Regions from separate parts of the Homo sapiens genome. Here region 2 is linked to region 1. Evidence: chromatin loops called from intact Hi-C (ENCODE). Cell type or tissue: heart left ventricle. All regions are shown on one strand. Each heading gives the region's core, and the rest is flanking DNA. Links, peaks and the distances in the headings are about the cores only.

Region 1 (5,375 bases), core at 161-5,160:
AAGCAATCACTTTTACCCAAATGTAACCCATGTTTACATTAGGTTCACTCATGGTGTTGTATATTCTATGGGTTTTGACAAATGTATAATGATACATCCAGCATTGTGATATCATACAGAATAGTTTCATTGCCCTAAGTATCCTGTGTGCTCCCCCCTTTTTTTTTTTTTTTTTTTTTTTTTTGAGATGGAGTCTTGCTCTGTCGCCCGAACTGGAGTGCAGTGGCACGATCTGGGCTCACTGCAAGCTCCACCTCCTGGGTTCACGCCATTCTTCTGCCTCAGCCTCCCAGACTACAGGAGCCCACCACCACGCCTGGCTAATTTTTTGTATTTTTAGTAGAGATGTGGTTTCACCATGTTAGCCAGAATGGTCTCGATCTCCTGACCTCGTGATCTGCCCGCGTCGGCCTCCCAAAGTGCTGGGACTACAGGAGTGAGCCACCACGCCCGGCCTTGTGCTCCACTTATTTATTGCTTCCTCCCACCTAATCCCTGATCTTTTTACTGTCTCTACAGTTTGTTTTCACCAGAATGTCGTATAATGGGAATCAAACAGTATGTAACATTTCCACGTTGGCTTTTCTCACTTACTAATATACATTTAAAGTTCTTCCATGTCTTTTCGTGACTTGATAGCTCATTTCTTTTTAATATTGAATAATATTCCATCATATAAATGTACCACAGTCTCTTTATCTGTTTACCTATTGAAGGACGTCTTAGTTGCTTCTAAGTTTTGGCAATTATGAAAAAAGCTGCTATAAACATCCATGTATAGGTTTTTGTGTGGGCTTAAATTTTCAACTTATTCGGGAGAATACCAAGCAGACCAATTCCTGGATTCTATGGTATGAGTATGTTTAGTTTTACATTAAACTGCAAAGCTGTCTTCCAAAGCGGCTGTACCATTTTGCATTTCCACCAACAATGAATGAGGGTTCCTGTTGCTCTACATTCTCATCAGCATTTGGTGTTGTCAGTGTTTTGGATTTTTGCCACTCCCATAGGCCTATAGTAGTATCCTGTCACTTTAATTTACATTTCCTGGTAGGTAGATCAAGAATAGAAGACTCTACCAATCGCTCCCCTCCCAAACCCCAAGGACTCCAATTTAACAACTATCTACCCACAAAAAAACCATCTTCATAAGAACCCATAATCAGGTGAGCACTCGTAGTACTTGGTTTTAACTTTGTATTGCTGAAAGGGGCACTGAAAAAGTAGAAAAAAAGACATAACCCTTCCCCTCCACCTCCCCACCCCAGCAGCAGTGGTATGGTACAGAAAGCTTCTCCATGAACTGGGGGAGGGAGAGTGCAGCAATTGTGAGGCATTAAACTCAGTGCTGTTGTTATAACAGAAAGGAAAACCAGTCCAAACTTAGCTGATCACCCACCCAAGGAAGGAGCATCAGCTAAGTTCTCATCAATCCCAGTGGTAAGAACTTGAGTTCCCACAAGCCTCACCACCATGGTCTAAAGTGCTCTGGGGCTCTAAATAAACTCGAAAGGCATTCTAGGTCACAAGGACTACAATTCCTCGGTGAGTCCTAGGGCTAAACTGGGCTCAGAGACAGTTGACTGGAGGGACATGTGACCTACTGAGACACTGCAGCACCTAAGGCAGGGCTGCTATTAACACTTCCCTAACGCCAGGCTGCATAGCTCACAGCTCCACAAGAGACCTTTTCCTTCCACTTGAGGAGAGGAGAGGAAAGAGTGAGGATGAATTTGTCTTGCATCTTAGATACCAGCTCAGCCACAGCGGGATAGGACACCAATTGGAGTCATGAGGCCCCCTTCGCAGGCCCTAGATCCTAGATGACATTTCCAGACATACCCTGGGCCAGAAGGGAACCCATTGCTTTGAAAGAAAGGACGCTTTCCTGGCAGCATTCATCACCTGCTAAGTGAAGAGCCCTTAGGTCCTGAATAACCAGCAGCAATATGCAGGTACTACATTGAGGGTCTTGGGGGAGACTCTGAAACTTGCTGGCTTTGGGTGACTCAGCACATTCCCAGCCATGATGGCTATGGGTGAGACTTCTTCTGCTTGAAAAAAGTGAAAGGAAAAGCAAAGGGGACTTTGTCATGCACCTTGGCCACAGGGTTGTAAAGCACAAAGCAGGCCTCTTGGGGTCCTCAATTCCAGGACTTGGCTCTTGGATGGCATTTCTGGACCTGCCCTGGGCCTGAAGGGAGCACGCTGCCCTAAAGGGTGAGTCCCAACCCAGGCAGCATTCACCACAAGCTGACTGAAGAGACTTTGTACCTTAAGGGAACATTGGTGGTAGTCTGGTAGTACTCCCTGTAGGCCTGTGGTGACGGTGGCCAAGAGGTGAGGCTCCTCTGCCTTTGAAAAGGTGAGAGAAGAGTGAGATGGACTGTATCTTGTAGTTTGAATGCCAGCTCAGCTGCAGTATAATAGACTTCTAAGGGTTTTGACTCTAATCCCTGGCTGCTGGGTGGCACCTCTGGGCCTTCCTGGAGCCTGGGGGAACTTGCTGCCCTGAAGGAAAGGACACGGGCCTGGCTGTCTTTGCCACTTGCTGATTGCAGAGAACATAGGCAGTAGCCAGGGAGTGGTTGCAACAGGCCTTGGGTGAAATCCAGTACTGTGCTGGCTTCAGGTCTGACTGAGAACAGTCATAGTGGTGATTGCCACAAGGGAGCTTGTATCACTCCACCCCCAGCTTTGGGTGGCTCAGAATAGAAAGAGAGGCTCCATTTGTTTAAGAGAAACTAAGGGAAGAGAAAAAGAGTCCCTGTCTGATAATACAAAAAATTTTCCCAGATCTTGTCTAAGACCATCAAGGCAGTACCTCTACAAGTATGCAATAACCACAGTGTTACTGAGCTTGAGGTACCTCTTGAAGCAGATACAGCTTAGATCACAACATCCAAGTCCTATCAAATATCTGGAAAGCCTTCCCAAGAAGGACCAGTACAAACACCAGACTGCAAAGACTACGATAAATACCCAGACACAGATGAATATCTACAAATATTGAGACGACCCAGGAAAACATGACCTCATTAAATGAACCTAATAAGGCACCAGGGACCAGTCTTGGAGAAACAGAGATATGTGACCTTTCAGACAGAAAATTTAAAATAGCTATTTTGAGGAAACTCAAAGAAATTCAAGAGAACACAGAAAAGGAATTCAGAATTCTATCAGATAAATTTAACAAAGAGGTTGAAATAATTTAAAAGAATCAAACAGAAAATCCGGAACTGAAAAATGCAATTGGCATACAAAAAATGCATCAGTCTTTTAATAACAGAATTGGCCAAGCAGAAGAAAGAATTAGTGAACTTGAAGACATGCTGTTTGTAAATACACAGTGAAAGGAGACAAAAGAAAAAAGAATGAAAAACAATGAAGCATGCCTACAAGATCTAGAAAATAGCCTTAAAAGGGCAAATCTAAGAGTTACTGGCCTTAAAGAGGAGGTAGAGAAAGACAGAGGTAGAAAATTCATTCAAAGGGATAACAGAGAATTTCCCAAACCTAGAGGAAGATATGAATATCCAAATCCAAAAAAGATTATAGAACACCAAGCAGATTTAACCCAAAGAAGACTACCTTAGGCATTTAATAATTTGCATTTCCTAATGAGATATGATGTTGTGTATCTTTTCATATGCTTATTTGCCATCTTTCGTTCTTCTTTGGTGAAGTGTGTTCAAATCTTTTGCGCGCTTATTAATCAGGTTGTTTGTGTTCTTATTGTTGAGTTTTACAATTTCTGTGCATATTGTGGATAACAGTCCTTTATCAGATGCATCTTTTGTAATTATTGTATCCCTGTCTGTGACTTGCCTTTTCATTCTCTTGACAGCTTCTGTTGCAGATGAGAAGTTTTCAATTTTATATCAATTTTTGTTCCCCAAAGTGCACAAATGTAACAGGCTACTGAGTACAAGTTTTTCTGTTATCCCAAAATTGGCAGTTAAGGCCACAATATTAAAATAGAGAAGTTGGAGAACTGAGAACAACTGGAGCTAACCACCTTCTTTAAGGCTTACGAAGACACAACCAGGTAAAGGCTCTGCTGCTCTAAATCATCACCCCAAACTGGACCTTCTCCCTCTCCAGTCAAGTCTGAAAGGAAGACTGAGGTGGGAACAGAGAAGAAGGAAATGATTAGAGGTGTAAGGTGGCCTTGGTAGGGGTGGGAAGGGAGTAATACTTCAGTTTTCTATCTATTCCACCAAGACATGCCTCTCACCACTGAACCAACTTCGGGGCTGCCATGAGAACCACTCTTAAAGCCTGGAAGGAGTGCCTATAGGAAGAGAAGGCCAGAATTACATTTCTAGCTTTGACATCTGCACCTGCAGTGGCCTTGCCAATCAAGCCACTGTACCTACCTGAACTGAGGGGAAAAAAAAGTGACTTAGAAAAGGGAGAGAGCACAGCTCTGGGGCAACCCACATGTGTATCTCCATAGGCCATGTGAACTTGGGAGAAGTAGCTAGGTTTGTGTTATCTTGACAAATTCTACCCACAAGGATTGGCCATTGAAAGCACATCTCAGCAGCAGGAGCTGGGGAGTGTTCCATGTATGAGATATCAATGACTGTGCAGTGGTGAGGTCCCTAAGGGGCTTCTGAAAACTCCCAGATAGAGACCTCTGCCTCCCAGTCCACATTAACCAGATAAACAGTCAAAATTTTACAGAGGACAAACTTCAGCTGCACTATTAAATGTGAGAGACTTGTCCTTTCTTTTCTTTCCCAAATCACCACAAACTGTGGAACCCTAGAAGAGGGAAGGAGAGATAGTATCCTGAAGGCAGACCACACCCACGTCTTCTATTCCCGACACCTTATATCTGATCTGTGATGTTGGAGGCAATAGCTCTAAATTAGATTGAGATTGAAGCTTTTCTAACACTGAATTGTTATGGTTTTGTTTTTTTTATAGAAGCCTAACCAAAAGATCACAGGATCTGCCCAAGTAAAAGAGAAATTTGACAAAGCTTAATTGAAAAAAAAAGTTACTTTCATATATATGCCCCAGGGAAATTCAGAATATTCAGCAAACTCATTACTAAAAGTAAACAAAATAATATGATATTACCATTAGGAAGAGAAGTACTTCATTAAAGTGATCACAAGTGAGAAATTAAGGAGTAGGACACTAAACATACACTCCATATTGTATTTTTAATAATAATTAGGAGACTTCAAATCAAAGAGCAAACTATACAAGATTAATAATGATGGCACTCAGTATAGCCGATTTACAGCGCATTATAGTAGTAGTAACATGGGCTACGAATAAGAAAGACCTGGATTCAGTCAAGTATTCTGATGAATGGCCCTCAATTTGGTTTTATCTGATGTTTTGTCATGAATTCGATT
Region 2 (5,375 bases), core at 170-5,169, 140 kb before region 1:
AATGTGTAAAAGAATGCCCGGATGTCAAGCACCTCAGACCATTTGCCCATTTTTCGACAAAAATTATCTAGATCTTGTAGGATGGAGAAATCAAAAGTGCCATTTTCTGGTCATTTAGAACCATTGTCAAGTTTGTATTGGGGCCAAGCAGTATTGCAGAAGAAAATAAGGCATTTAGGTTTTAGGTCAGGTGTGAGTTGAAGAGGTGTAAGTTCTTGAGAACACAGGGTAAGGGAGAAGAAGGAGGAATGGAGGGTGGAAGTTTGCCCATAGTTAAAAGGTGAGTTTAGAGAAAAGAGAGGATAGAGACACAGTGTGGGGGGAGGTGGTCTTGCCACCCAGGGAAGGTGGTACTTGCCACCAAGGTGAAGGATCAAGGCAGGCATCCCCACAGTGATTAAACACCAAGGGAAGACTGTCTTCCCAAGTCCATGACTGTTGCCGGAGTTTTGAGTTCATGGATAAAACGTGTCTCCTCTGTCTCTACCAGAAAAGGAAAGGAACCAAAATTAAGGAAGGGAGAGATTGAAGGGTGGAGGGCTAACAAGACAGGCTGGAGAAGAGAACAAAAAGAGGCCACTTACCTGATTTAAAATTGGTGAGATGTTCCTTTGGCTGGTCTGAGGACCCAAGGTCATAGGTGATCTCCTCACGGAGTGAGGGTGAGGACCCGGGATGAGTCTCCTGAAGGAGTCCCCTGTCCCAGGTCTTTGGCACCAAATGTTATGCATGTCCATGTGAAGAGACCACCAAACAGGCTTTGTGTGAGCAATAAACTTTTTAATCACCTGGGTGCAGGCAAGCTGAATCCAAAAAAAAGGAGTCAGCAAAGGGAGATAGGGGTGGGACAGTTTTATAGGATTTGGGTAGGTAGTGGAAAATTAGACTTAAAAGGGGTTGTTCTCTTGTGGACAGGGGCGGGGGTCACAAGGTGCTCAGTGGGGAGCTCCTGAGATTCACTGTCCAGGAGAAGGAATGTGACAAGGCCAATTGATCAGTTCAGGTGGGGCAGTAACAAATCACAATGGTGGAATGTCATCAGTTAAGGCAGGAACTGACTATTTTCACTTCTTTTATAGTTCTTCAGTTGCTTCAGGCCACCTGGATGTATATGTGCAGGTCACAGAGGCTTATTCCAGAAGGAAGGAAAGGCAACTTTCTCCTTATGTCAATTCTACCCCCTGCCCCCCAAATATTTGGACCCCTCACCACACAAACAACTATCCCTGTTGCTGCTCCTTTATGCATCTCCCAACAATAGCCTACTGGAATCCCTTTAGGCAACCTTCCACCATCCAAATGTTCCTTTACTCTATCTCCAGAACCCAGCCACACACATTACCAAACAGATGGGAGTATTCCAACTTTGCATTACTGATGAGCCCTCTATCATTACTGACAAACCAAAAAACATTGGCAGTCACTATTGTTTGGAAAGACACTTATCCTCCATCTCCCTCCATCCTTGGCTATCCTCCCCCTGCTCATCTGAATCTCCTCCTATCCCCTCCTCTTGCTTGCTTATATGCAGCCCCATGAATAGCAGTGAAAGGTTACTCATAGACACTATGTGCTTTCTTATACACCATGGAAACCAAACCTCTCCCTCTATGAGTTGCACTATCCATCCCCATTACAACCTCTAATGGCTGCTGCCCTTGCTGGAGCTCTAGGATTTTGGGTGCAGGACTCCTCTTTCAGTACACCCTCTCACCTTTTCACTTTACATTTCCAGTTCTGCCTGACACAAGGTCTCTTCTTTTATGTGGTTCTTCCACCTACATGCACCTACCTGCCAACTGGATGGGCACATGTACTCTAGTCTTCCTTACCCCCAAAATCCAGTTTGCAGATAGGAATGAACAACTGCCTGTCCCCCTCATGACACCAACACAACAAAAAGAGTCATCCCAGTTATCCCTTTACTTGTGGGTCTAGAACTTTTCTGCCTCCACTATTGCACTTGGAACTGGAATAGCAGGCATATCAACTTCTGTCACAACATTCTGCAGCCTCTATAATGACTTCTCTGCTAGCATTACAGATATATCACAAACTTTATCTGTCCTCCAAGCCCAGGTTGACTCTTTAGCTGCAGTTGTCCTCCAGAACTTCTGAGGCCTCAATTTACTCACTGCTGAAAAAGGAGGTCTCTGTATGTTTTTAAATGAGGAGTGTTGTTTTTACCTAAAACAATCTGGCCTGGTATATGACAACATAAAAAAACTCAAGGATAGAGCCCCAAAACTCGCTAACCAACAAAATAATTATGCTAAACTCCCTTGGGCACTCTCTAATTGGATGTCTTGGGTCCTCCCAATTCTTAGTCCTTTAATACCTCTTTTTCTCCTTCTCTTATTTGGACCTTGTGTCTTCCGTTTAGTTTCTCAGTTCATACAAAACTGCATTCAGGCCATCACCAATCATTCTATATGACAAATGCTCCTTCTAACAACCCCACAACACCAACCTTTACCCCAAAATCTTTCTCCAGTTTAATCTCTCCCACTCTAGGTTCCCATGCTGCCCCTAATCCCACCTGAAGCAGCCCTGAGAAACATCACCCATTATCTCTCCATACCATCCCCCAAAATTTTCACCACCCCAACACTTCACCACTACTTTGTTTTGTTTTTCTTATTAACATAAGAAGACAGGAATTTCAGGCCTCTGAGCCCTAGCTAAGCCATCATATCCCCTGTGACCTGCACATATATATCCAGATGGCCTGAAGCAACTGAAGAACCACAAAAGAAGTGAAAATAGCCAGTTCCTGCCTTAACTGATGACATTCCACCATTGTGATTTGTTCCTGCCCCACCCTAACTGATCAATTGACCTTGTCACATTCCTTCTCCTGGACAGTGAATCTCAGGAGCTCCCCACTGAGCACCTTGTGACCCCTGCCCCTGCCCACAAGAGAACAACCCCCTTTAAGTCTAATTTTCCACTACCTACCCACATCCCATAAAACTGCCCCACTCCTATCTCCCTTTGCTGACTCCTTTTTTGGATTCAGACTGCCTGCACCCAGGTGATTAAAAAGCTTTATTGCTCACACAAAGCCTGTGTGGTGGTCTCTTCACATGGACGCACATAACAGTAATCAGATGAGAAGTCACCACTTCCATTCCTACAATAACAACAACAAGCTAGATAAACAAAAACAATGACTTTTCTTGGACCCATCAAATAACTGAAGTTTCAGGGCAAAACACTACCCCAAATTTGGAGAGACAGGTGTATCTAGAGACACAGGTGGGATCTGCTTACGTGGAAAAGAAGCTGCTGGGATCTACTTACCTGGAAAAGAAGGTGCTGGAGCCATAAATTGTTAGGAGCATTTACATGGTAATGTTGGCAAATTGCTGGAGGCTGTGTGTGGACTCATGTGAGAAAAAAAGCTCAGGGGGGCCACCGTTCTAAGGGTACCCTCACACATTTGTGAGCTTTACCTCCAAGAACATGGCCAAATTCTCATAGTAAGGATGTGAGAAAGATCCTTCCCTGGATTTGGCAGGAAAAGAGGATGAAATCCCCTTGGAGAGTTCTCCATAACAAAGGCCTACTTTGCAGGGTGAAAGACTTTCCCAGAGCCTTATTCCAGAAGGAAGGGAGGAAAGGCATTCCTCTCTCTCCCCTGTCTTCTCTAGCTTTCTAGTCCCCACTAAGGGAAAAATTTAAAAGCTATGCCACTGGAGAAACACTTGTGAAGCTGACAGTTCAGAAACATGCCCCCAACCCCCACAAAAGATGGAGTTTTAACAAGATTATGGAATGCTTCTACCTCCCAGAACCTTCTCACCTCAGCAATAGGGCTCCCGTATGACAGTGGATTACAGTTGAAAAATCTGCAAAACAGAGATTCTGAGAAGTACTTAGGGAAGCCTAAAGTCAAGGTGAGAGACAAAATTAAGGAAGAATCTGAAGCTTCTGACATCCACACCAATAGCAAACAGTAAACATAGCCCAGCACTTAGCCAGATTAACATAAATCCTCACAATAAAGGCCTACTTGCCTATTTGTCTATTTTCCTCTCTGGTTTGAACAAAAAATTACAAAGCAGGCCAAGAAAAAACAAACACACACAGTCTAAGGAAACAAAGCAATCACGAGAATCAGGCTCAGCTATGACACAGATGATGATATGATCAGACATGGAATTTACAATATCATAACTATAATTAATACGTTAAGGGCTTTAATAGAAAAAGTAGACAACATGAAAGAAGAGATGAGTAAAGTAAGCAGCGAGATGGAAACTCTAAGAATCAAAACAGATGATCAAAATAAAAAACAAAGACAGCTGAGAAAAAAACTATCAGTGAGATTGAAGATCATCAATAGCAAACTGAAATGCAAAGAGAAAAAAAGAATTTTTTAAAAATCACATATCCGCTAAGAACTGTAAACAATTTTAAAAGCTATAACATACATGTAATTGGAATATCAGAAGGAAAAAATTAAAGAGAACAGAGAAAAAGAAATAGCTGAAGTAGTAATGGTTAAAAACTTTCCAAAATTAATGACAGTCACCACATCACAAATTCAGGAATATCAGAGAATATCAAGCCAAATAAATACCAAAAACAAAACTAACTGCAGAAAACCAGACACGAAGAAAATATTATGAAAGAAGCTAGAGGGGGAGAAAACTTTGCCTTAGATGAATGAAAATAACAATTATAATAGACTTCTCATCAGAAACTATATAAACAAAAGGACAGTAGCATAAAATATTTAAAGTCTTGAAAGCAAAAAAACCCAACAAGCTTGAATTCTATATCCAGTCAAATTGTCCTTCCAAAGTGAAGGAGAGCCGGGTATGGTGGCTCACACCTGTAATCTTGGCACTTTAGGAGGCCAAGGCAGGCGGATAACCTGAGGTCAGGAGTTCAGATCAGCCTGGCTAACATGACAAAACCTCATTTCTACTAAAAATACAAAAATTAGCCAGGCATGGTGGCACACGCCTGTAGTCCCAGCTACTCGGGAGGCTGAGGCAGGAGAATTGCTTGAACACAGGTGGTGAAGCTTGCAGTGAGCCAAGATCATGCCATTGAACTCCAGCCTGGGTGAAAGAGCAAGACTCCATCTTAAAAAAAAAAAAAAAAAAAAAAAAAGGCCGGGTGTGGTGGCTCATGCCTGTCATCCCAGCACTTTGGGAGGCCGAGGCAGGTGGATCTCCTAAGGTTGGGAGTTCGAGACGAGCCTGACCAACATGGTGAAACCCCATCTCTACTAAAAATACAAAAACTAGCCAGGCATGGTGGCAGTAGCTGTAATCCTAGCTACTCAAGAGGCCAAGGCAGGCTCCAGCCTGGGCAACAAGAGTGAAACTCCATCTCAAAAAAACAAAAAAAAAAAGAAGGGG

What was found. Hi-C counts contacts between places; a loop is a spot of excess contacts. Peaks named below come from ENCODE experiments on the same cell type or tissue, not always from the same donor. Only the 100,000 strongest peaks of a DNase experiment are listed, where the experiment ranks them.
Region 2: it touches region 1 in a loop (2.1-fold over the local background); 8 of 110 quality-filtered maps call a loop at or near these places.

Annotation. Positions count from the first base shown.
Region 1 is chr2:157,478,253-157,483,627 of GRCh38, forward strand. All of the region lies in intron 3 of LOC105373712 (a long non-coding RNA gene), which reads right to left. Among named protein-coding and RNA genes, the nearest start is that of CYTIP, 37 kb to the left of the region's middle. RefSeq lists enhancers at 2,193-2,322, 2,463-2,512 and a silencer at 2,673-2,732. In heart left ventricle, for the core only: no CTCF peak of the experiment used is centred there; a DNase peak (open chromatin) is centred at 2,539; H3K27ac peaks cover 1,074 bases.
Region 2 is chr2:157,342,346-157,347,720 of GRCh38, forward strand. No RefSeq gene overlaps it. Among named protein-coding and RNA genes, the nearest start is that of ERMN, 19 kb to the left of the region's middle. RefSeq lists an enhancer at 3,164-4,016. In heart left ventricle, for the core only: no CTCF peak of the experiment used is centred there; no DNase peak of the experiment used is centred there.